Linked DNA regions of Mus musculus: region 2 is linked to region 1. The links are chromatin loops, found by intact Hi-C in ENCODE. Cell type or tissue: gastrocnemius. All regions are shown on one strand.

Region 1 (2,500 bases):
GCTCCTCTGCCCTGGCACTGGGTGCTAACTAAGAAAACAATCTAGGAGCATGACAAGAACGGGACCCTCTGGGACAGATTAGGAAGAAAAAGTGTGCACTGGAAAGCCAGACAGACGGAGCAGCATCAGTCCCAGGCTAGATACCCCATACCCCTGCCTCTCTTCATTCTCAGCGGCTTCACCAGTCAGTCATTGAAAGGCAAGGCTGGAACAGCAGGAGTCGCTCAGCAGATACCCTGCAGGGACTAGTGTCTGAGCCGCCCAAAGGCTAGATCAGGGTTAGGGTTAGGGTCCTGTGCTCCTCCCTGTCTGCGCACCCCAACTCATTCCCTCCTGCCTGGACACAAAGGCGTGAGGGCAGACTCATTCACCCTTGCCAGTGCCTGAGGTCACCTATGGCATCACCTGGGTCATACCCTATGGAAAGACTGGGAGAGCCATAGGTCAGACGTGTCTCACTGATGACTGTGTAGTGGCCCCAGAGCTTGAAGCACCTTCAGGACCTCTCAGATCCCAGTGCAGACTGCCGGAAGCAGAAAGCCTGGATCTGAATATAGGCTCTGGACACAGAAAGCAAGCCCATGCCCACAGTGACACACCCATGCCAACAAGGCCAGGCCACACCTACTCCAACAGGGCCACGCCTCCGAATAGTGCCACTGCCTGGGCCAGGCATTTGCAAACCTTCACAGAGGACTTAGCTACTTGTGCCCTGTTCTCCTAAGACTCACGTCTCTGAGCTTTAGTTTCTTCTATGAAATTAGAACCATGGTCACACCTCTCTTTCTGACTCGATAGAGCACGTGAGCCAGACTCCTAGAATGTTCTTATCGCTAGCAAGCTGACCTCGGCAACATTCCTGCAGAACCTCTCAGGTCTCCGGGACACTGCCGTGCTAAGGGGCATGGCAATGGGCCAGGCCAGGAAAGCAGGACCTTCAAGGCACCATCTCACACGTGCCCATGGAAGCCATTTCATCTGGGATTCCAGAACTAGACTTTTTTTTGTTTTAAATCCTGGAAGAATTGATAACCAGAGAGGAGGTGCCCAGGGGTCACACACACGCAACATATATATGGCTGTGGTGCCGGGGGCAGCGTCAAGGACACATCCTGGAGTTCCGACTAGATGGTCATTGCTTTGCCCTAAGGAATGGCAGTGATGTAGCAGCTAAGGTGTAGTGAGAGAGTTTGCTCAGTACCACCATAGCCACTGTGCAGGGCTACTCAGATTCGACACTTAATAGGTGACAGTCACACTATGAAATCCAGTGTGTTGAGCTCAGAGAGGGCAGGGAAGGCATTCATCCTCTTGCAGCCTGAAAAGAGCAGAGGCAGGACTCACACCAGGGCTGTTCAGCCTCACTTCCCACAGGACATGCGCCATGAATGTCCATCAGCAGAACCTGAGCTGGGACCCTGGCCCCCGCCCCCATCTTGCTCAGCTTGGCCCAGCTTGGGTTCCCGCTCTCAAGTGCCAGCACTGGTACGGCCCAGTGACAGGCCAAAAGCACCAGCCACTTTTGCCAAGCCGTTTTGGCCAGAACTGGGTTGCTCCAGGCTGGGAGCCTCGGTTGTTGGCCAGCAGTCAGGACTCGCTGTTAAGTCAAGATGTCACTGTCAACCCACCAAAAGACTTCTTTGTCTCCTGTCCACTGGTCCTCTGCCCTGAGCTCCACTCTCTCTTTTGGCATGAAGAGCTCTCTGTTCACAGGGGTGCAGGCGTCTGGTAGGTTCCCCCTCTTGGCCAGCTGAAACTTGCCTACCTCTGCCTTGCCTTTCTGAAGTCATCCTGACAGCCCCAACCTGGGGATGGCTTCTCTTGGTTCTGCCTACCTCCAATCTTTAAAGTCCATCCTAGGACCCTCTACCTGCTACCCCAAGGAGCTCTTTGGTCCATGCCTGGCTCCTCCCTCCTCCCTTTTTCTCCCCTGCTTCCTCTCTGACTCTCTTAGTCTTTTTTTTTCCTTCCACCCTTCCTTGGGGAGAACACAGAATGTACCTTGGATGTAAGGTGAAACCCTGGTGACCCTTTGGGTCAGATTTCACCCACTGCACACATTTGGAGCACCTGGATTCCACTACTACCCTAGTCAGAGCTCTGATGTCCCCACCATAAACAGAGGCAGAGGATATGTCACGCCTGCCTTCCAAAGCCACACGGGTAGACACACTGAGGAGCCCTCCCATGGGCTCCCCCGAACCCTGGGCTTCTTCTCACTTTCCTCCTGGCTCCCATCCTTGGTACCATTGGCCTAGTCCGTCTGCCCTACTTTGACTGTGTCCTGGCTGATCCAAGAGTCTCTCCTTAGTCCAGTATTTCTCCCACACTGAGGGAGATGGGGCCAGGCCTGGGCTTCTATGTGTCCTTGCTATAGAGCAGTAGGTCTGATACACGATTCAGCAGGAGACTCACCGTCTCTGGACAGCAGGCCTCTTGGCTTGACTTAATCGTCACAGGACTCCCTCTCTCCCCATCCTTCAAGACCTGCCTTCCACTA
Region 2 (2,500 bases), 47 kb before region 1:
TGAAGAACTGCTTCTATTAAGCTGGAGCCAGGGAAAGGCATTCGCCTCCCCGGAGACCTCCTACTGTTGGATGACATCTGGCTCTCAAGGGCTTGTAGGATTCCTGGTGCCAAATTCCTGTTGTCCTGAGTGTGTGTGGGGGGGGTGGGGGGTGGCAGAAGCTCAGTCAGGGTTAGACTCACTTGGGTTTGGGCGTTGGCCCCACCTCTTACTGCTGATCGTCTCTCGGCCATTGCTTCACTTCTAGAACTCTGCACAATTGTATCTGCATCACTGGTCTTTGCAGAACCTGCCTCTGTGGCTGTGAAATATTTGAAGGGACAAAGCACAGGAGATCCACCTCACTGAGCCTGGAGCAGCCCCAGGGGCATTACTATTATAGGACTGTGGGTGTAGATTCTTTGGAGGAGAATTCAGGGTCTCCAGGTGACTGCCAGTGCCTGCCCACCTAGACTCAGGGAACAGTTTCCAGCTACAAAGGGGTATTGGGCATTTCTGGCGCCGGGGTGAGGGAGTGTTCCTGGGTTGGCGAGGGGATAGCTTTCAAGGCAACCGAGGCTTGGCTCTGTCTGCTAACTAGGGAGCCTTCATCTGTTGCCTGGCCGAACAGAGTGGTCAGTTCAGCCTTGCTGGAATGCCGGAGGATGGGGGAAGTGGCTAGGCACCGAGGGGGGTGGGCTTGGCTAAATAGATGACATTCAGATTTACAAAATAAAATTGAAAAGAAGGAAAACTCAAACAGGAAGCATGTGGCTGGTGTCTGGGCCGGCCGGGAGATGCTTGCAGAGGTGGCTCTGTGCGTGACAAGCTGGCCATTCTTCCCACTGTGTCTCCCAAGGGCACCTCTGTGAAGGCCAGCCTGTCTCCCTCCCCAGTGAGACAGGCTTCTTTTGTCTTGGGCTTCCTAGTGCCTCTCGTCTCAACTTGGAGCCATAGGAGGAGGACTCCCTAGTGGAAGGGTGGAGAGAACCCTTGGGCATGTGCCCAGTGCCTGCTGGCTGTGCCCACTCCTTTCCCCATCAGGGCCGTTCAGTGGAGTTGCAACCAAAGCAGAGGGTCTGAGTAGAGGCCACCGTTCCAAGAGACTTGTGCAGGAGGACTCAGATCTATAGTTGCCATCTACTGCATCATAGGTTTTTAGTGCATGTTGGGAAAGGATGGATGCCTTCAGAGGGCCCTTCTTTCTCTCCCGGGGGAGAATGACGGTTTACTGCCCTCTCTGGACCATGCTGTGTCTGGGCCCCTGTGAATGCAGCGAGCTAACAGCGACCTCTCCTACTTCTCCCTATTCTGTCCTAATGGGATCACCTACCTGTTCCACTGACTAACATCTTCCCTGCTTCTCTAGTGTCATGCTTGTCCTCTTGCTAATTTAACTTAAAAAAAAAAATCAAGAGTAGGCATTTGCCTAGTAAACAGAGTGGCTCTTGGCAGGGTCAAGCTGGACCCCGGATTCCCACAGCCCCTTGAGTTGGCAGCCGCCTGCGTTGCTTGGCTTCAGGAGCAGGTTTTCAGGGTTTCCTTCTGTCAGTGAGTGGAAGCTTTCTCTAGGCCCAGCTGCTGTCTTCACCTGGAGGGTGACACCAGAGGGTATTTGCGGAGGACTAGCTAGGGGCAGATCGTTGTGTCTGGATCAGGCCAGAGTGGAGACAGCTGGGCTGTAGACTGACCTGGAGGCAGATGACGTGTCAAACCCTTGTAAGTAGTACTTGTGCATCTATGGTCCCATGCTCCTAACCCAGCTGTTGCCTAAACCTTTCCCCACATCCTCCCCTCTCTCAGCCCTTCTTCCCCTCCTCTCAGTTTTTGCACCATCTCTCACCCAGAGGAGCCTCTTGTTTCTCAGGGCCACAGCCTTCTTCCCAGGTTTCTCCAGCATTCTAGAAACGTCCCCGTACTGCAGTCAGCTTTTTTGATGGCAAATTTCCAGTCTCTTCTAGGGCTACATAGTGGTGAGACCCTGCTGCAGAACCCTGTTTCACCCCTGTAGAGTATGCCAGGCCTCAGTGGGCCTCTTGCCTAGAGCTAACACGTGGAACATTTTGCTGTGTTATTGAGAAGTGTCTGTAGATCGAATGTTAGATTGCCTTCCTCCTGCCTTGGGTGGAGAACAGTGGTGGGAGGTTCTACCAAGCAGACAGACCAGCAGGTGGGACCAGGGGTGGGGCTGAGGATTGTAACCCTGAGAGGAGGCCGGGCTCAGAGGCTCCTGGGGAACGGAAGTTCAGAAGCTGGGGCGTCTTGGGAGGTGTTGAGTGCCCCCTACTGTTGTGGCCACCGGAGTCTGGATCCCAGTCAGGCCTGCTGACAGGTGCCAGAGATCTCACTGTCCCCGTGATGGTCTACCCTTGTACTTCCTCCTGTTCCTCACTCTTGGTGGATCGATAGCCCCGCTGCTGGGTCAACCAGAAGGCAGTGTGGCTACTGGAGGGGTGACCTCTATCTAGCCTGCAGGGTGGGCTGGAAGGCACCCAGATGTTCAGGAACATTTTCCCTGTAG

Evidence for each region. Peaks named below come from ENCODE experiments on the same cell type or tissue, not always from the same donor. Only the 100,000 strongest peaks of a DNase experiment are listed, where the experiment ranks them.
Region 2: it touches region 1 in a loop (2.2-fold over the local background); 3 of 42 quality-filtered maps call a loop at or near these places.

What each region holds. Positions count from the first base shown.
Region 1 is chr19:47,365,807-47,368,306 of GRCm38, reverse strand. All of the region lies in intron 4 of Sh3pxd2a (SH3 and PX domains 2A), which reads left to right. Among named protein-coding and RNA genes, the nearest start is that of Gm36885, 61 kb to the left of the region's middle. In gastrocnemius, no CTCF peak of the experiment used is centred here; DNase peaks (open chromatin) are centred at 881 and 1,527; H3K27ac peaks cover 2,436 bases.
Region 2 is chr19:47,412,796-47,415,295 of GRCm38, reverse strand. All of the region lies in intron 2 of Sh3pxd2a (SH3 and PX domains 2A), which reads left to right. Among named protein-coding and RNA genes, the nearest start is that of Gm36885, 14 kb to the left of the region's middle. In gastrocnemius, a CTCF peak has its summit at 2,262 (motif pointing left); DNase peaks (open chromatin) are centred at 622, 974, 1,495, 2,232 and 1 more place; H3K27ac peaks cover 2,327 bases.